2 separate regions of the Homo sapiens genome follow, and region 2 is linked to region 1. The links are chromatin loops, found by intact Hi-C in ENCODE. Cell type or tissue: Calu3. All regions are shown on one strand. Each heading gives the region's core, and the rest is flanking DNA. Links, peaks and the distances in the headings are about the cores only.

Region 1 (10,722 bases), core at 1,690-9,689:
ACAAAAATTAGCCAGGCGTGGTGGCACACAACTGTAATCCCTGCTACGGGAGGCTGAGGCATGAGAACCGCTTGAACCCAGGAGGTGGAGGTTGCAGTGAGCTGTGATCGCACCACTGCACTCCAGCCTGGGTAACAGACTGAGACTCAGCCAGCAAAAAAAAAGAGCAATCCCTTACAGTAGAAAGTATGTGATTTTAGCAGATGGATAAACTGAGGTTCAGAGAAATTAAGCCTCTTCCACCAGCATGCGTGTTTGGTAACTGTCAGGGTAAGATTTGATTCCTTTGCTCCTGCTTGTTTGACTACATCGTGGCAACTCCCACAAAGTTCATGGCAGCCTTACTTAGAGGCACAATAGATAGTTGGGTTTTCCAAATTTATGAGTTCAGACATAGCTTATTGCAGACAATGCTGATTAGAATTAGAGCTGTGCTGGTAGCTGAGGTTTGCAGCTGTACAACCTTGTATAGTCTCTGACTTGTGGTGGTTTAACTTACAATTTTTTGACTTGACGATGACGTAAAAGCTATATGCATTCAGTAGAAACTGTACTTCAGATTTTGAGTTTTGATCTTCCTGGGCTGGTGACATGTGATCCGATTCTGTCGCAGTGCTGGGCACTAGGGCAGCCGCAGCTCCTAGTTAGCCACGTGATCATGAAGAGGGAACAAATACTCTACAGTGGGCCCTGCTGCCAGATGACTTCGCCCAGCTGTCAGCTAATGTAAGTGTTCCGGGCATGTTTAGATATGTTAGGTGTATGAAATTCATTTTTACTTAAAGCCTTTTCAACTTAAAAATGGGCTTACCCGGACGTAATCCCATCATAAGTCAAGGAGCATCTGTACTTGGAAGAATATAAAACTTCTCCATCACACTACGGAGTCCTGCCACTTCTCTCTTTTCCTGTTGTATTTGGTTACCATCTTCCCTGGTGACAAGGAAGATACTGCCACCAGCAATTACTCAGTGAGGCAAAGATATTAAAGAGGAAATTTCCATTAGGTAAATAACTGTGAAAGAAGAACCCAAGAGAAGGGAGAGAAATTCAAGCCCCAGCTCCTGTTACACTGGCCAAATGCCTTTGGCACCCCATGCTTGCTGAAGATCATAAAAGGGTCAGGTAAACTGATCAGACAGAACAGAGGAACACAGTGTGAATTTTTTCCCTTGCCCCATTCCAGTGTCTACTTGAATTTCAGTTTTAGAAAATCAACCCTTCGGAGCCAGGCCCCAAACCCAGGCTAATTTGCAGTGTCTCCATTTGTGTAGACAATGAGATTATTTTGGGAAGGAGGGTGTTGACAGAGTGTGTGTTAGCTATTCAGTAGAACTGGCATCTTGAAGTACTTCTGAGATTTTTACCCCCTTGCTGAAAATATTGCTTTATAGAAGTTAATGACTTTGGACTGTGGCCAGAATTCACAAGTATGGCATGTGTTGAAGTGAAAGGAAGGGGAAAATCATTGTCTTTGTGAGTGTAACACTAGATTTTCTGAAGGACATTTTGTTCCTTGGAACCTTTCATTTTAGCTAGAACAACATGCACTTGAAGCCTTAAGTATTTTGTGGACTTGAGATTGCTACAAAATGAGGTAGGCAGACTTAAGTCTCTGCAAATGCTCCTTCTGGTGTTAAGGTATTATAACCAAAGAGTTACAAATTGTCTGCAGATTACCTTCCAGTTGCTAGTCGCTTTCCCAGTTTAGAAGCCTAGCACACCCTGGTGCTGTTATGCCCTGCTGCAGATAGCTTCCGCTTTGCTGGGGGGATATGCCATGCCAGATGCTTTACGTGCACACTATCCCTGAATCCTCAAGACAGTCCTGCAGAATCTGATTATTCCCATTTTGCATATAAAGAAGTCAAAGTTTAGATAACATAATACTATTTTTATTGAATGTCTCATATGTATCAGGCTCTGTGCTATGTGCTTTACATGTATTACCTAATCCTTACAGCATCTTTGTAGGGAATATTTGTATCCCCATTTTGAAAAGGAGGAAAACAGAGGCCCGCAAAGGTTACTTGTCTGTGATCTCATAGCTGTTGGGTGTCACAGTCAAAATTCAAACTCAGGTGTGATTATCTTTCTATTATGCCACATCCATACTTCCCTACTGAGGTCTTGAAGGCAAGAGACAGAAACCACTTCTGATTTCTGATTCTCTGTCTCTAGCCTGCCGTACAAGTAGGGCTTCTGCACATGTTGGATTGCTTGGTTGACTGGGTGTGTAGTGGATTTGTACTTGCTCATATCGGGACTCATTTTTCCTTCGTCTGAATAATCTGGACCTCTATCTCCAGGCTTTACTTGTCACAAGACAGTGGGAGGATGGGATCATGAAGGATGGCCTGGGCCAGTCACTCCCTACATGATGGTGTAGCTCTTTTGGGTATCTCTGCCCTGTTTTGATGACCATCTTCAAAGTCAAGGACCTGGGTAAAATAGTGCTTCCAAGCTTCAGAGAAGAGCAAGGCCAGAGGGCACCCATGATGAGCACCACTGGAATTCCCTCCCTCCACAGCCCACTTGTTTTCTGCTGTCTTTGAGGGAGAAATAATGGCTGGGCAGGACTTACCTTCCCACTGAGGTGGGGAATGGGGTAGAATTAAGGATGCCTAACTAAATGCCTCCATAGTAAAAGGAGGCCACATGCTTTATGGTAGCCTGGATTCAATCCTCAGAGTGCAGTGAACTGGCCCAGGGCCCTGCCTTTACCACTGTATCCATCATTTGGCTGGCTTTGGTTTAGTTTCTGTAAAACGTCTTTCCCAGTAAAATCTGATTAACTACTCATCAATACAGGTTTGGTTGGATCATAGATTTCAACATCTACTCAAGTTTTCTGGGTTCTCAAAGCTGTATTTCTAGGGGTGAAGACTTTTGTAATGGTTGACTGTTAACAAGTGGCAAAGGACAAGTCCAGTTGGCTTGCATAAGCAATTTTTTATGGACAGAGAAACAGGAATTCAGACAGAAGTCCTACAGTAAGTTGAGATAGGTGTAGGTACCTTTCCATGGCAAAGGTCTTCATCTTACGGAAGAATCCAGCATTAGAGGGAAGAGTGATCTCTTAGGTCATCTCATCCCATCCTCCTTGGGTCAATACATTGTCTTTGTATAGAGAACACCCAGGACCCAGTTGGTGCTGGGGAGCTGAGGCTGCCACAGCAGACTTAGTTGGAAATTAAGCTTTTGGCATAGGCTCACTCATCAACTTTGGATATTAATTGATGGGAGTAGAAGAAGAGGGAGTGATATTGGGTATTCTGCCTAGATTATTCTCCCATATTCTCTTGGTGGGGGAGTATTATAGGATTTTTAACTTCCTCCTAGTTAGCTGCCAGCGATAGGTAAAGAGCACTTTACCCTATCTGTCTTCCAAGAAAGAGAATGTAAGCTCTTAGAAAGAATATAAGAGCTTGAGAGAAACAGGAAAGACCTGAATAAGACCCTGAATTGGCTGCGGTGCTCCTGGGTCTCTTCAGGTGGAGATGTGTCCCCTGGAGACACACAGGACATGGGCACGCGTCACTTAACTGTGGTTCTCACAGCGTCTGGGGCACCAGAGAGACACGTTTTTGTCTGGAACCTGAAGAACGCTGGCAGCCTACATAATTCTAAACATAGCAGGCACTCTTATTGATTCTTTCCAAAACAAAGGTCACATTTCCTTTCTGTGTAGTTTGTGTCCTGGGTTCCTGCTGACTGTTTTGTGTATACGATTGTTACCTTCTCAAAGAGACTGTCAGTTCTTGAGGGCAGGGTTCAAGGCTGCTGTTTGTTTGTGTTCTTCAGCAGTACCTAAATCTGTCCTGGGCTCAGAGGAAGTATTTAGTAAAGACATTCTACCTTGGGTTGTAGGTCACACAGTGCCAGAGCTGGAAAGGATTTTGGAAATCGTAGAGTCCAACACTCTAATTTTGTAAGTGGTACCACTCCAAAAACTTACTTGGGAGGCTGGTGTTTATCTGCTGGAAAGAGAGGATTTTATTATGTTAAACTATAGTGCAAATGACCATAATTCTAAACCTTTGACAGGCTTCCCTCAAACGCTGCAGGCATGTTCCTCCTTGGACTAGTAGCAGAGTAATAAGAACAGTAAGAATGCTAACTAGATACCAGGCCCCCGAGCCATTGTCATGAATGCTTCCAGCCACATGACAAAGTAGGTACTCTGGCTATTCTCCAGATGCAGAGGAGGCTCAGAGGTAGGTGACCTCGCTCAGGGTCATGTAGTTACCAGAATGGTCGAGGGAGGACTGAAGTTTGGTCAGATGCCCCAGCTTGTGGCCCTTCTCCTATACTGTGGTAACTCTCAGATGGGGTCTCTGACTGAAGCCACTCCTTAGTGATTCACGGTGCTAGCTTTGCAGCGTCGTGTGGTGTTTCCAGTTGTCCTAAAGGAAGTTATTAATTTTCATTAACTTTAATTCTCTCATTAGACAGGCAGTGATATGGAAGGCAAGGCAGAAAGCAAACAAATAATGATAGGGGTTACATCTCCAGAAAGGTCAGGAATCACTGCCCTAGGTTGTAAAATATTTGGACTGAGTAAAAGGCATGAGTCTTCCCATAGCTTCTTCCAGGAACTGTTGCTTTACATGGAATTGCTGCTGTGTTCACTAGTCCCTCTTCTGTGCCCAGAACTCACTGTCACATGTGTCAAGAATCCTCATGACTGAGGTTTCCAGGGCAGATCTGATCTGTGTAACACGCACCCTAACCCCCTTGCCAAAGGAGAATGAAATAGGCCCCTAGATGGCCACCCAGTTCCTGGGCCTTCCAGGCAGGCAGCTTGCCTTGAGGCTTTCCCCTGAGCCTTGTATCTAAGGAACATTCCTGTGAGTTTTCTAAGAGGTTAGTCCTGGGTCATTGGCACTTAAACCACTTGTTTTGGTAGATCCTTCCTGAGAAGGTTAATTATATATTTGATATCCTTCTCTTTTTATGCCTGAATGATGAGGATAAGTACTCTGTGGTTTATTAACTGTCACTTTAAACCTTTTCAGATTGTCTTGTGACAAAACAGAGTTTTATGTCCTTTTTATCCCAGCTTTGATGGATGAGACAGCTTTTCTGGTTAAAGTATGCCAGGATAAATAAAATCTCTGAATTGTGGAAAGGGTGGGTTTGCATTTGAAATCATGAGTTCAAGTCTGCCACCTCCTATGAACGGTGACCTAACCTGTTAATCTTTCCATCGATTTCGTTTTTGGCTTTTGACAAATGGAGCTTGGCACCTCATAGGTACTCAGTAATTATTGAATAAATGAAAGACAGCATTACTGGAGGGAGTTTGATGTCTCCAAATATTTGATACCAAACCCTAAAGCAACAATCTGACACATTTCCTGTTTTGAATTCCACTAATTCTTAGAGCAAAGAGCCTATGTTCTTACCATGATACAGTCCTGAAGCTCACTTCTCCCTCAAGACTATTTTGTTATACCTCTGATTTTTTCAGTAAATTTGGAGTAGTATTCTGGAAAGTGAATGTCATTAAAGATTTTTAGTAGTTGCTTTGCAAAGCCTAGTGTCCTCCATTGTATGCATCCCCCAATTGGTATGTGTCCAGTCCTTTTGAGAACCACTCAACCTGGGGCAGACAGTATAGGTAACTGCATTTAAAATATTTAAATTTATTTATATTTAAATTATTGGCCAGGCACAGTGGCTCACGCCTGTAATCCCAGCACTTTGGGAGGCCTAGGTGGGCAGATCACTTGAGGTCAGGAGTTCGAGACTAGCCTGACCAACATGGTGAAACCCCATCTCTGCTAAAAATACAAAAATTAGCCAGGTGTGGTGGTACACACCTGTAGTCTCAGCTACTCGGGAGCCTGAGGCAGGAGAATCACTTGAGCCTGGGAGGCGGAGGTTGTGATGAGATGAGATCACACCACTACAGACCAGCATGGGCTTATCTAATTGTATTTAATTTAAATTTATTTAAAGTAATTCAAATAGTAAAAATAGTGCCAAGACTTTAAAACTCTTCTCCTGCTTTTAACTCCTTCTAGTTTGCTGGAACATTATCAGATGGCTTAGGGAAGACGATGGACAATCGGCATCAGTCAGAGCGGGAGTACATCAGGTACCATGCAGCCACAAGTGGTGAACACCTTGTAGCCGGCATCCATGGCCTGGCTCATGGTAAGTCATGGGTGACATCAGGCTCTGCTGCTGCTGGTCCTCAGAGGCGCCTTTGTATCAATCTGATTGCAGCTATAAAAAAAGAAAGGTGGGCTGGGCGCGGTGGCTCATGCTTGTAATCCCAGCATTTTGGGAGGCCTAGGAGAGTGGATCATGAGGTCAGGAGTTTGAGACCAGCCTGGCCAACACAGTGAAACCCCGCCTCTACTAAGAATACAAAAATTAGGCCAGGCACAGTGGCTCAATCCTGTAATCCCAGCATTTTGGGAGGTCGAGGCGGGTGGATCATTTGAGGTCAGGAGTTTGAGACCAGTCTGGCCAACATGGTGGAACCCCATCTCTATCAAAAATACGAAAATTAGACAGGCGTGGTGGTACATGCCTGTAGTCCCAGCTACTCGGGAGGCTGAGGCAGGAGAATTGCTCGAACCCTGGAGGCAGAGGTTGCAATGAGCTGAGATCGTGCCACTGCACTCCAGCCTGGCAACAGAGCAAGACTCCAATTCAAAAAAAAAAAAAAAAAAAAAAAAGAAAAGGCTGACAACAGAGGAAATCCTGTGTTGGCGTACCTGATAGCCTTCCAAGCTCTCTTACTTTATCCTCCTTGCAGTTGAAATACGACAGCCGGTGAGAACTCCTCATTCGCTTTCTGAATGTTGTGCACATTGCAATTCCTTTTCGTTCTCTGGCTTCTGTTCCCAAAGTATCATAAGGTGTAATCAACCAGACCTGTTCTTAGAATTGTAGCTGCTACTTCTCTTAGAATTGTAACCTCTGCCTTCTCCTTACTGATCATTCCTTCCAAAGAAATTGAAATGAGGAATTTGTGGCCAGGTTTGTAGCCCAGGTGTTTTTTAGTTTTACATAAATGTGCATTCACTAAAATTATAAATTTATTTGCCTAAGAGATGTTGGTGATGGCATGAATGCATTTGGTCTCTGACTTTGAATTCTTTTAATGCTTTAATTCTGAGTCATTTGCCTTTTGTTGCATTTTTCTTAACAATTTCTTAGTACGGCATCCAAGGCCCTTGGAACTATAAATCCAGCCAATTTTCCAACCACCATCCTTCAGCCATGCTGCACTTTGGCCACACACAGCTATGTACTGCTTCCCAGGTGTGCTTCCAAGTCCTTGCTCACACATGGTCCTTCTGCTCTCCCTCCTCTGCCTCATTTCCTTGTCTATCAAAATCCTACTCAGCCTGTAAGTCCCAACTCAATACATTTTCCCAGCTCTATTGTCCCTGTTAGAGTTAATGACAGAGCACAGTCTGGGTTGTGTATGTCACCAGCTGTGTACATCTGATAGATTGAGAATGTGAGGAGGGGAGAAGGACCACTTTGCATTCACCTTTCTCCTTGTGTACCTCACATGACACCTGGCACATAGCTCATGCATAGTAAGGCTTAGTAAATTAAACTCTTTGTACCAGATCCTTAGGAACCATCCAAAGCTATCAGAGTCATATCAAGACTGATCAGTATTAATTATCTGCATTTGGAAGAAGAGGAAGGAATATAGACAGTAAAATATTATATTTCTATTTGTGCTTAGGACACGTTTAGAATAGAGTTTTTGTTTATCAGCTTTCCTAATGGTGAGATTTGGATCAAAATGCCTTTGCTTTTCCTAAGGCTGCCCAACCGTAAAGGGAGCTGTCCCTAAGGAGACGTCAGGCCAGAAGTGAAATTTGGCTGAAAGTAATTTGTTTATGGATTTTAAAAGTTGACTGTTGGGCAATCATTTGGGGTTAAGGTTTAATCATTCTTTCTCGTAATGGTAATGACAGTACATTGGACTCTTAGAAGACTTTTAAAATGAATATAAAATGCTTTGTTATGTGTGGTGGCCTTTATCTGGCCAGCATCCTTGTGACGTGGAGAGAGCATGGCTCTCCTCACTTTCTGGATGAACACACAAATGTGCTGAGAAAATGCATGATTGGTTCAAAGTTGCAAAATCACCTCCCATCAAGAATCATTCCTATAATATGTACAGCCTCTCCAGGAGCCAATGGCTTCATCCAAAGAGGATCCACTGAGCTCTGGGTTATACGAAGGCAGTATCCTAGAGTGAGAGTCTTCCCTTAGGATGAAAAGACCTTTAGAAGGTGATAAGAACCAGAATCCACTCAATCCCCTTGATGTAAGAAATGGGAATTGTGCTCAGTTCTCTCTGCAGGCCTTGCTGGACCCAGGTTCAGTCATGTTCTGTCTCTCAGGTCCCAGTCTGAATTCCTGTTCTGTGTGTGCTCTGCCAAAAACTTTGTTCAAAAGTTTGGGAAAGGGCTGGGTGCAGTGGCTCAGGACAGTAAGCCCAGCACTTTGGAAGACCTAGAGGGAGAATCGCTTGAGCCCAGGAGTTTAAGGCTGCAGCAAGCGGTAATCATGCCACTGCACTCCTGCCTGGGTGATAGACGGACACCCTGTTTCTAAAAAAAAAAAAAGTTTGGGAAAGAGATATTGCCTCACTGGAGCAAATTTACCCAGAATCCAAAAGAAATGTTGTGAATTGTTAGTACATTCTCACCCAAGGAGTTTCCTTTACCAATTTGTCTCACTAGAGCTGAAGAGTCTAGAGAGCTTCCTCACACCCCACTGTCAGAGGGTAAACATCCTGTGAGTGTCCCTGGCACAGGTCCTGGAGATGCTCCCTAGACGGGCTGCCTCTTCCCTTCAGTGACTGTGACCTCTTCAGCCTCTGCCAGCTTCTGGCCTCTTCTAAGGTGTTTTCAGCCATTGCTGTCAACTTGCAAAATGTTTGGAATGCCTTTTTGACCTGGATTGGTCTTTTGAACTGACTCCATTGAGGGTCCCAGCCAGCTTTCACAGCTTTTTGGGGTGCTCTTCATGAAGGTTTTATATAATCGCCGATACCGAATTTCATCAAAGCATGCAGTAGCTTTTACCTTATTTCAAGCATCCAGTGGGGTTGGCCAGTCACCCCCATAGTGTTCTTTGAAAATTGCAAATGTATACCATCAGCTCTCCATATCCACAGATTCAGCCAACCATGGATGGAAAATATTTGGGGGGAAAAAAGATTTCACGAAGTGCCAGAAAGCAAAATTTGAATTTGCCACACGTTTCAAATACTGTATTGACTCCACACAAATGAAGTGATATGTGGGCATCGTATTAGCTACAATAAATAATCTAGAGGTGATTTAACGTATACAGGACGGTGTGTGTAGGTTATATGCAAACACCTACAGCACATTATGTAAGGGACTTGAGCATCCTAGGATTTTGGTATCTGCAGGGGATCCTGGATCAATCCCACATGGATACTAAGGAACAACTACATTTAGTTATCTCTCTCTGCCTTAGATATCTTTCTTTTCTTTTCTTTTTTTTTTTTTTTTTGAGACAGTCTCGCTCGGTCGCCAGACTGGAGTGCAATGCTGCGATCTCGGCTCACTGCAACCTCTGCCTCCTGGGTTCAAGCAATTCTCCTGCCTTAGCCTCCCGAGTAGCTGGGACTACAGGCACGCATCACCACGCCCAGCTAATTTTTGTATTTTTAGTAAAGATGGGGTTTCACCATGTTGGCCAGGATGGTCTCGATCTCTTGACCTCGTGATCTGCCCGCCGCAGCCTCCCAAAGTGCTGGGATTATGGGCGTGAGCCACTGCGCCCAGCCTCTGCCTTATATTTCATAGGATGCCATCATCTTCAAACTTTCCCCGAAGGCCCAATTTTCTAGTCTCCTGTTGATTTAATCCTCTATCTGTATCCTCTCCTGATCGTCCGTAGGCTGCCCAAGCTCTGGGATCGAAAAATTGGCCACTGTTAACCTCTCAGCTTTTCTCTGATTTTTTTTTTTTTTTTTTTTTGAACTGGAGCACACTTTACTTCTGACTAACATGTAACATATATCCTCTGACTCTGGACTTAATGGGCAAATCTGCAGGATCCTCTTCTGTGAGTTGGCCTGTCTGTGGCCTCTCTGGCACAGAGATTAATAGAATGGCCTTAAGTTATCATTCCATAATCAAGGGGTTTGGCTTTAAATGCTTTTGCTTTTGTCCTCGTCAGGTTACAACAGCCCTTGTCTTTTTCACTAGGTATCATTGGTGGACTGACCAGTGTTATAACTTCGACAGTGGAAGGTGTGAAAACAGAAGGGGGTGTCAGCGGTTTCATATCTGGCCTTGGAAAAGGGCTTGTTGGCACTGTAACCAAGCCAGTGGCAGGCGCCCTGGATTTTGCATCAGAAACAGCCCAGGCGGTGAGAGACACAGCCACACTCAGCGGCCCCAGGTCAGTGGTGTGGGAAGAATGGCTTTTGCAGTTTCCAGCCTAGGTCTGCTGCTTCTCCTAATCCATACTGATGTGTTTAATTGTGCACTTTCTTAGTTATAGGGTTTTTAATTCAAATACTTGTAACTGAAATTTCTGATCTGCCTAATATAAAAAGATGAAAATGAGGTACAGAAACCTGGCATGAATTTTTTCAGATAAATATATATATAGCATATTTTATATATGCTATATATTTTATATATGTATGTATATATAGCATATTATATATAAGTATGTATAACTATATTATGT
Region 2 (10,722 bases), core at 1,741-9,740, 73 kb before region 1:
TAGAATGTGATAAAAAGCTATCTGTCCGGCCAGGGGTAGCATGTAAATGAGTTTGTGGTACCCTGATGTGTCTGATGCTCTGGAGGAGTTCCTGCCTAGTGGGAGTGTATGTGATCCTGGCAGATCTAGCTGGAGTGTAGGTGTGACTGAAAAGGAATGATACAGATTGTGCTAGAGAGGCAACATAGCAGAGCAGTTAAGCGTGCTGACTCTGGAATCAGGCTGCAGAGATTCACATGTTGGACCTACCATCTAACTAGTTATTTCACTGTGGGGAAGTTACTTCATCTCACCGAGCCTTAACTTCCTCATCTATGAGGAGGGACATATGTCACTGGATTGTTTGCAGCAGTAAATGAGTTTTTTTCTTTTTTTCTTTCTTTTTTTTTTTTTGAGACGGAGTTTCGCTCTTGTTCCCCAGGCTAGAGTGCAATGGCGCAATCTTGGCTCACTGCAACCTCTGCCTCCTGGTTTCAAGTGATTCTCCTGCCTCAGTTTCCCGAGTAGCTGGGATTACAGGCATGCGCCACCACGCCCAGCTAATTTTTGTATTTTTAGTAGAGACGGGGTTTCACCATGTTGGCCAGGCTGGTCTTGAACTCCTGACCTCAGGTGATACACCTGCCTCGGCCTCCCAAAGTGCTTGGATTACAGGCATGAGCCACCACGCCCGGCCTAAATGAGTTGTTTTATGTAAGTCTTATGGACCAATGTCTAGCGCATAGTAAGTTCTCAGTAAGTATTATGACTTCTAGTATATAATGGATTATATAGACTTTCATGATTGACCTGGAAGCCCAACTGCTGTTTCCAAAATATTTCTAAAGAGAAAATATATTTAGAACTAGCAATCTGGCCAGGCACGGTAGCTCATGCCTTTAATCCCAGCACTTTGGGAGGCCGAGGCAGACAGATCACCTGAGGGCAGGAGTTTGAGACCAGCCTGGCCAACATGGCGAAACCCTGTCTCTACTAAAAATACAAAAATCAGCCAGGCGTGATGGTGCATGCCTGTAATCCCAGCTACTCGGGAGGCTGAGGCAGGAGAATTCGCCTGAACCCAGGAGGAGAGATTGTAGTGAGCCGAGATCGCACTATTTCACTCCAGCCTGGAGAACAGGAGCGAAACTCCATCCCAAAAAAAAAAAAAAAAAAAAAGAATTACTAGCAATCAATTAGCATAACCTTGAATACAACCAACTTAACACTTGTGATACAATCAATTCATGAAAATTGGACACCATCAATATAGTACGCTTTCCTTATAAACATTCGGGACGGGGAGGAAGACCTCTGGTAAATTCTGATTCAAAGTCAGATATTGAGCATATCGTATAGTCTTTATGTAATTGCACTCTTCTTTAAGGTAAGGGCACCGGACGGTCATCATCTGGAATGGCAGTGATCATGGCAGTATAGCTAGTGTAGGAGGCTGCCCCGCCATTTGTTTCTAATTTCTAAAAAAGGAAAAAAACTCGGTTATGAAAATAATACGTTTGTTAAAATGCACATTATTTGTAATGTTTGGTTGTTTGGTTCAAGAGGTTAGCATATTTTACCCTAAGAACAACAAAAGATAGATAACCATGAAAGTTTGAATTAAGCATTTATATAATGTGGAAAACGTCTAAATAAACTTCCTATATGAGAACTTATTTAGCCCTAGAGGAAGCTCTTGAAGTGAGGAGCTAGCTGTGGCTGCCCATAATGGCTCTTTCTCTTTTTGCTTGTACCTACTTAACAGGAACCAGGAAAGCGTTCTCAGCTGTGGAGGATGACAGGAACAGGAATGCTGGCCCATGAGGGCTCCTCAGTTCCTCACAATCCCAATAAGCCCTCAGCCGCCCGCTCCACCGAGGGGTCTGCCATCTTAGATATTGCTGGTCTCGCTGCAGTGACTGACAACAGGTAATTTTCTAGGCAACTTTTGATTCAAGCTCATTGCTTTCAAATTCAGACTCAGAGGAAATCTACAACAAAAACTAAGAGTTCTATAAATAAAGTAAAAATGTATATTTTTTTCAATGACAAAAACCTGTCATATTCCCAAATATGAGTATTGGGCTTTCCCTTTAAATATTTTAAGCTTTGATGAAATACCCATGCAGATGTTAAGAAACTTCAAACAATAAAATGGGTATAATGTGAAAAGTGATTATTTCTTCCACCCAAATTCCAGTCCGTCCTTATTCTGAGGAAGTAGTTTCTTTTTTACATCTTCCTAATAACTTTGTCAAATCCTTCAAAAGCAGAAATTAATTATTAAGAGAATAATCAGATGTATTTTTATGAATAAATCCTTGGATTCAAATTAGCTCTTTAAGTTTGAATAAGTTACTTGATTTGCCTGTGCCTTAGTTTCTCCATAAAAATCAGTGTGTTTTCAGTTAATACCTTATTTCCAGAAAAACTTTAGTTGACTTACAAGTTAGAACAGAAAAGAATTTAGAAATACAACAGAAAAAAGACTGTTGGAAAGATTTTACATGTATTTAGCAGCTATTCCTTCCATACTGCATGGTAAGTTGCCGTTTTGAGAATGCAAGAAGCCATATTACTGTGTGTTATGAAATCTTTAATGTCTTACTTTGTGTCCCCTCTTCATGTTTTTCCATTTTGCTTTATTCCTCTTTTCTTATCAAGAGATACCTAACTGCCCTAGGATTCAAGCTAACTACCCATTCAGTTTTAAGGGTGGAGGGCATTAGAAGGAAGAAGAGCAAAGCCATCATCCTCATGTTCCCTTCAGGCGTGAAACAGTTGACTCGGAGGTTTCATGGTTCATTGTGTATTCCGTTTTCCAGATACGAGCCACTGATGCTGAGAAAGCCTGACCGCAGGCGAAGCACAACTCAGACGTGGAGTTTCCGAGAAGGAAAACTGACCTGTGGGTTACATGGGTTGGTCGTCCAGGTCAGTCGTTTTTGATCCCCAATTGCAGCAAGCAGTGGTTGAGCCTTCTTTGAAACAAAGTCTCTACTAAGTTATACATGATGAATTGTTCAGTGGGAAAACTAGTTACAGAGCAATACTTATTCTATTCCATTTTAGTTAAAAGGAAGTCAGAGTTTTGTTGTGCATTTGTGTATTTTTTTTTTTTTTTGAGGTGGAGTCTTGCTCTGTCGCTCAGGCTGGAGTGCAGTGGCACAATCTCGGCTCACTGCAAGCTCCGCCTCCCGGGTTCACGCCATTCTCCTTCCTCAGCCTCCCGAGTAGCTGGGACTACAGGTGCCCGCCACCACGCCCGGCTAATTTTTTGTATTTTTTAGTAGAGATGGAGTTTCACCATGTTAGCCAGGATGGTCTCGATCTCCTAACCTCGTTATCCACCCGCCTTGGCCTCCCAAAGTGCTGGGATTACAGGCGTGAGCCACCGCGCCCAGCCCCGCATTTGTGTATGTTTACATGGGAAAAGTTCTTGGAGATGGTATGCAATACATGTGTTAAGAGTGATTGCCCTGGATGATAAGATATGTTTTTCATGGCTTACCTGGACTTTTTCTTTGATGTCATATATTACCAATGTAATTTTAAAAAGAAAAAAATTACCTATGTAATTTTAAAAAGAAAAAAATTACCTATGTAATTTTAAAAGTCCAGCACTAAGTTAGATGAATTAGATTTAGACCTGGGAAGTTAATGGCATAGCTGCAAGTCCTCTGTAAAGGGTTCTATGACATGGTGAGCATTCGCCAGGCATCTACATGCTCTTGATTCTGTTCATTTTGGCCTAAATAAGCATTGAATTGCTGTAGCAAATGTCAGAATGAAGATTGCTGGACAGTTTCCTCCTCAGCCAGTCTACCTCATGATAAACTCCCAGCTACTTTCTAAGCAAATATGTGTTTGGCAAATTACCAAGGGTTTGGATTTTCTGCCCTTTCTGGCTTCAGGCTGGGAATGAGAACAGGGGTCTGAGAAGTAGGAAGGTGTCTAGGAGGTTTGGACATGCAGTAGACTAGCACCTGCAATTGTGTGTGCAGTTCTGTCCAGCCTGGGATTTTACACAAAAGGGAAACAGGAGACTATCAGACTCTTGATAGAGAACTCTGAGTGTACTTAGATTGTACTCCAGGGCAGTTTGCAAAAACTGTAAGGAGCCTCTGACTGCTTTTGGTGAGATTTATTTTCTTTATCTCTATCGCCCTGAGCTTTTTTCATCAAAGACAAGCTGCTTACTTATATGTAGCACACATCTGGAATGGATTTGTGATTTTCAATTAGCAATACAATTCAAACTTCTAGAGGCAAAGAGGGCTTGTTATAATTGGTGGGTTTCATGTCTGACCCTGACTTCACTTCTAGTTTGTTTCTAAAGCCCATGTAATTCCAATGCTCTTGGAGCATTTTCTTCCTTAAAATCTTTTTTTGGTGTTTGTTGTTTTGTGAATCTATTTCATCATTTCCCTGCTTGTTAGTGACAGTATAATAACAGTATTCAGCAGAGCAGAATGTGTTTTGGTTAGGGAAGTAAGCTTGTTTCAATCTTATTATGCTGAATAAAGTCATTGAAGACATTAAAACATTTTCTGACACTGCTCTTATTAGGTTGTATATGCTCTTTCTTTCTAAACTTATAATAGCTATAAAAAGCTTTCTTTGTGTTGAAACCTGTACTATAAACCCTGCTCAAAGTTTGCTTTTCATGAGTCAATATTTAAAAGTTAACAAAGGGGATTTAGACACTCTTTGCCATTGTCTTCTCTAGCCTTGTGTTTGCTTTCCCACAGCCATAATCCTGTAGACTCGATTTACTTGGGGCATGTAGCAAGGTGTTTTCCTCCAAAGGCCTTGTTAAAGCAAACTAAATATGGCCTGAGAAGGACTCCGTACTTCTATAATTGAATCCCTGTGGACCAACTGTAACCTAGAGTAATCGGCAGGCAAGATTGAAATCCTTACTTAGGAGTATGTGCCTGTAACAATAGCTGAGACTTGGCCAGTCACAGCAGCCATACTTCCACCACTCACAGATGGCTGAGTGTTCAGACTGTGTTCAAATAAGGCAGACGCCAACCTGTAACCAATCCAGCTGTTTACTTCCAACTTCTGTACATCACTTCCCTTTCTTTGTCTATAAATTTGTTCTGACCACGAGGCATCCCTGGAGTCTCTCTGAATCTGCTGTGATTCTGGAGGCTGCCTGATTTGTGAATTGTTCATTGCTCAATTAAACCCCTTTAAATTTAATTCGGCTGAAGTCAGTCAGTCTGTCTTTTTTTCTTTTTCTTTCTTTTCTTTTCTTTCTTTCTTTCTTTCTTTCTTTCTTTCTTTCTTTCTTTCTTTCTTTCTTTCTTTCTCTCTCTCTCTCTCCTTCCTTCCTTTCTTCCTTCCTTCCTTCCTTTCTTTCTCTTTCTTTCTTTCTTTCTTCCCTTTCTTCTCTCTCTTTCTTTCTTTTTCTTTCTTTCTTTTTCCTTTTCCTCTTTTCTTTTCTTTTGACAAAGTGTCGCTCTTGTTGCCCGGGCTGGAGTACAATAGCACAATCTCAGTTCACTGCAACCTCCGCCTCCCGGGCTCAAGCGATTCTCCTGCCTCAGCCTCCTGAGTAGCTGGGATTACAGTTGCCTGCAACCATGCCTGGCTAATTTTTGTATTTTTAGTAGAGATAGGGTTTCACCATGTTGACCAGGCTGGTCTCAAACTCCTGACCTCAGATGATTCGCCCGCCTTGGCCTCCCGAAGTGCTGGGATTACAGGCTGAGCCACCTCGCCTGGCTTGAAGTTTTTCTTTTAACAGCCTGAATAACTGGGTATCAGGTGACATTCTCAACTCTGTATTCCATTCTAGAAGAAACACCATCTTTTGAGTATTTGGATTGGTTGTCCAGCCATAGGCCTGTTTGGGGAGGTTTTCAACTCAAGAATTTTCCTCTTACTGGAAAGCTGAATGATTATAATAATTATTTTCTATTTTCAGAATATTTCAGATTTTTAAGCAAACCCTAGTAAGAATACTCAAAGAAACAGCTAGTTTTGGCTACTTTTTTAGAAGTTTATTTTAATGACAAGAAGTTAGTACTAGTAAAAGGCAGAATTAAACTGATCTATGCATGAAATTATCTCTTATTCATAATTACCAAAATTTATGAGCATAACTTTTCATCTTACTGAAGTAATTCTCCTGTTTTTCATCATCTGCAAAGCTGAACAAATAGTAAAGGCTTTGTTGCACATTGATCATGACCCTCCAGAGGAGAATGTAAATTTAGGAACTTGTTTGAAATGATGTGTTAACTTGTCAAAGTCAGTGCCTCTGTCTTTTCTCACATGTCTCTACTCCAATGTCTTTTAGGCCAAAGGAGGACTTTCTGGTTTGTTTGATGGAGCTGAAGTTGTTCTTGGTCCTGACACTTCCATGGAGCTTTTGGGGCCAGTTCCACCTGAACAACAATTTATTAATCAAAAAATGAGACCTGGTTCTGGAATGTTATCCATCAGAGTCATCCCAGATGGACCAACTAGAGCACTCCAGGTGATAATTTGTCATAAGAGCTGATGTGAAACTCTGTACTTCCTCCACCCCCAATGATTACTCATTTAACAAATACTTATTGAACATGTTTATGCCAGATATGAAGATATGGTATCTTCATCTGTAAAATGGGGATAGGATCTACCTCACAAAGTTGTTACAAGAACTAAAGTACAACAAAAAGATAAGCGTAAAGTATAAACAAAGTATCAATGAAATATGTGGTAACCTAAAAAAGTATAAGATTTAAACAAGATAATGTTAACAGTGCATATTAATAGTGTTGTTAATTATTATTAATAACATAATATCTTAATAACATTAACAACAAGAAGATATGAGATCCTTAATCAGATAATTAAAATATTGTGTTAATGAGAGTAGGAGTGGAGGGTGTATGGAAAGGATTTGTATTCCCAGATTTAGAGGGTGGGGAGCTTCCTAAGAGAAGTAGTACTTAAACTGAGACCTAGAGTTTAACTGAAAGGAATTAGCCAAATAGAAAGGTACAGGTGGAGGGGCTGTGCCCTCAGTAATAAGCATGTTCATCAACAGGTATTTACTGAGCAGCTACTTGAGCCAGCACAGGTCTAGGTACGGAACATTTACCAGTGAACGGACAAAACTCCCTGCCTTCTTGGAGCTTACATTCTAGTGGGGATGGACCATCATTGACCAATAAACATAGGAAGTAAATGACATACGATGTGGAAGTTGACTAGTGAAGGCCCACAGGTAGCAGAGTGATCCTCAGCCCAAGTGGCACACAGAATGTGGTAAGAAAGAAGGCTGGAGATAGAAGCAGGGGCCAGATCATAAAAAGTCTGAGATACATACTAAAGAATTTGTGGTTTTTCTAAGGCAACAAGGAGTCAGGGAATGGCATGATTAGAAAATTGTTTTAGATCACTTCCTCTGGCTGCAATGTAGAGAAGCAGAGTGGGGCAAGACTGGAGATAGTGAAATACCAGGTAGGAGGCTCTTGCACTAATGTAAATGAAGGGTTATGGTGGCCTGAACTGGAAGAAGTGGCAGGGGTGGACATGAGGAGGCTGGAGAGAAATGGATAGAAATGAGAGCTTACTTAGGAGTAGAGTCAGGCAGATTTTGTGACTGAATGTGGGAATGAGGGAGAGGAAGGAGTCAGTAATGGCCTCCAAGGTTCTGATTTGGGCAACTCACAGGATGATAATCCAGATCACTAAGGGATGAACATGGAGCAGACTTGCAGAGGAAGGGAGGAGTTAGGTTTTGGACTTGTTGAGTTAAGGTAACTGTGTGATATCTATGTGAAGATGTCCATAAGTCATTGTAACTATGGCTCTGAAACCCAGGGGAGAGATCTGTGATGGGGATAAGGGTTTATTAGGTCATAGCGTAATCAGAACAAAGGAAAAAAAAGATGTTGGAATGTAGCAATGAGCTCTCTGAGATAGTGCATCACAATTCACAACACCACTTTTTATTTATTTATTTATTTATTTAGCTATGTCACTCTCTTTCACCTAGGCTGGAGGGAAGTGGCAAAATCATAGCTCATTATAGCCTCGAACTCCTGGGCTCAGGTGATCCTCCCACCTCAGCCTCCCGAATAGCTGGAACTTAAGTGCATGCCACCATGCTTAGCTAATTACTTTTCATTTTTTGTGGAGATAGGGTCTCGCTATGTTCCCCAGGCTGGTCTTGAACTTCTGGGATCAAGCGATCTTCCCACCTTAGCCTCGCAAGTAGCTTGGACTACAGGTGTGTGCCACTGTGCCGGCTCACAATACCACTTTAAAAAACAATCTTAAGGCAAAAATGAATGCAGTGATCTTGAGGTTTGCATATTTTGACTTGAGCTATAATTTGAGATCATCTGCAGATATCTAACCCCACTACGTGAGGCTCTCAAGGTGTATAGCTTGAGTTTGCCATGCAGACTTGAAACCAAGTTTGCTTCTTTATTACACAAATCTTACCTTACCAGTGCTTTGGAAACCATTCGCTTCCATAGGATTATTGATTATATAATGACTTTTGACCTACACAGTTGTTCTGGGTTAGAATAGGTTTCAATAAGGAAGAGTGAATCATCTTCTTGTGGTGTTTTATTTGACTTCAGATAACAGATTTCTGCCACCGGAAAAGCAGCCGTTCATATGAAGTGGATGAACTTCCTGTCACCGAACAAGAGCTGCAGAAATTAAAGAATCCAGATACAGAGCAGGAATTGGAAGTAAGGTCTAAATATTGTGAATTTATTTATTTGATCATCAGTTTTTTAGAATTTTACTTGGTGGTATTTTAGACCTTCTGTTTTCTTTCTATCCTGTATGATTCTAAATATGAGTTACGCTTCACAGTGTTTACTGTTTATCAGTGAATGTGTGAATGTATTATGTAAATGACAACAAAGTTTATGTGGAATCAGCATGTAGTAAGCATTGCTAAACTATTATTACAATAAAGGAAGCTAAATTGTTTGAATTTCAGTAAGATTTAAGACAAACAATTTTTTGTTTTTTGCTTCAGCCATCTCTGACATCTTCCTTCTGTTTTCTCTGTTTGGGATTGGAGAGTGACAAGTTTGAAAAGGAAGATGAGATGAACATGAAAAAGTATATTTATCTGACGTTTATTCAGTGATTTTTGAAAAAATCAAATGCCTATGTGTAAAACACTGTGTTGGGTGCTATGGAAGTGTAGTGGATAACAGATTATGAGCTTTCATCCCAAATAAGGTGAAAGATTACCAAATAATTAGATTTCTATAATGAAATGCAGAATGTCATCAGTCCTTTGATAGAGGTATCATCACATACTCTGGAGTTCTCGTTGGGGTGAAGGGTATGCCTAGAAAGCAAGGCTTCCAGTGAGATGATAGCATTTGAGCCCTCCAGGTAAATAATAGGACTCCCCTAAGTGGTTTTCATCTGCTGAGAGATCGGGAGTAGAGGAATGTAAAATGCTTTATTTTCTTATACTCTCCTGGATACTGTGAGCTGTGTTTAAAACAATCAGGGTGCCATATTTTGGTTTCCTTTCAGGTGCTTGTGAGGTTAGAAGGTGGAATTGGGTTGTCCTTAATTAATAAAGTCCCAGAAGAACTGGTCTTTGCAAGTCTTACAGGAATCAATGTGCACTATACACAGCTGGCAACCAGTCACATGCTTGAACTCAGCATACAGGATGTACAGGTAAGGGGGAAGTTCCAAAGCTGTTAGTCACCTTGTTTTCATGCTGATCACCCAACCAGATCTAATGTTTGATGTTCTAAGAACTTTAATGTTTTGGAGGAAATATCTTGTGGCCTTCAAAAAATCATTCTGTGAAATAGTTGTTTCTACCTACATTCGTCTCATTAATTTTTCTACATACAGCAGAATTCTGCATATATTAGAGGTAACTCAGTCAGGGTGTCATGGAGGAAGGTGACCCATGGTTCACCATCTTGCCAATAGAAAAACCAATAGGAAGTCATCTAACCATCATTCGGAGGGATTGAGGTCTGTCATAGGGAGAACAAACTAAAGAACTGGACTTTGCTTTCAGTCAAGATGGAGTAACAGGGACTAAATTTACCCTCCCACCTGAAACAACCCCAGAATCCAGATAAATAAGAAGACAATGGTATTGAGACACTGGACATCAGACAATGAAGGACAGTGCTTTGACAGGTGGGAAACAAACGAGCTGAGCCCTGTAATTGCCTTTCTTACCAATTTGAGAACGTTTCCAGGGAGGGGAGACCAAGCAAGTACCCAGCACAGTGGAGAAGTTGAGAAAACAGAGCTGAGAGTCTAGAGAGACCAAGGTATCTATAGTTATAGGATGGTACACTTGGGCATAGAGAGCTGCACAGAAAAACTCTGAAGATCTATAGACCGTCCCTCTTGAGTATTTAGCCAAGTATTAGTCAGTGATGTATGTGAGGAAACTACCCATCTGAAAGGATCAGAGGGAACAGTGCCTGCTGCCCACACAGGGCTAGGAATAGTGCTTGTGCCCACCAGCTGGACTGGAAAAACTAAGAATTTATGAGACGTTGGGAAGAGTCTCAGGAAAGCCTTGCCCTCATGATTAATTAGCCCTAAACTGAGCACTGCTATAGACTGCCTAAGAAATCATAAAAGGAAGATCCGAAAGAATCAACCTCTTCCCAAGTAAATTAACCATATCCTTGAATAAAGCTCAAGAAGATTATTGGAATATGACAATTTAGCACCCAACAAGGTAAAATTCACAATATCTGACATCCTATCAAAAAT

What was found. Peaks named below come from ENCODE experiments on the same cell type or tissue, not always from the same donor. Only the 100,000 strongest peaks of a DNase experiment are listed, where the experiment ranks them.
Region 2: a loop joins it to region 1, with 8 times the contacts of the local background. A loop is called at or near these places in 2 of 110 quality-filtered maps.

Annotation. Positions count from the first base shown.
Region 1 is chr1:12,449,969-12,460,690 of GRCh38, forward strand. VPS13D (vacuolar protein sorting 13 homolog D) reads left to right here. Exons shown (of 70, transcript NM_015378.4): 66 at 6,030-6,162; 67 at 10,233-10,428. Among named protein-coding and RNA genes, the nearest start is that of SNORA59A, 52 kb to the right of the region's middle. In Calu3, for the core only: no CTCF peak of the experiment used is centred there; DNase peaks (open chromatin) are centred at 3,557 and 4,783.
Region 2 is chr1:12,376,684-12,387,405 of GRCh38, forward strand. It overlaps VPS13D (vacuolar protein sorting 13 homolog D), which reads left to right. Exons shown (of 70, transcript NM_015378.4): 56 at 1,745-1,908; 57 at 2,805-2,913; 58 at 6,293-6,472; 59 at 8,577-8,690; 60 at 9,502-9,651. Among named protein-coding and RNA genes, the nearest start is that of SNORA59A, 130 kb to the right of the region's middle. In Calu3, for the core only: no CTCF peak of the experiment used is centred there; a DNase peak (open chromatin) is centred at 9,638.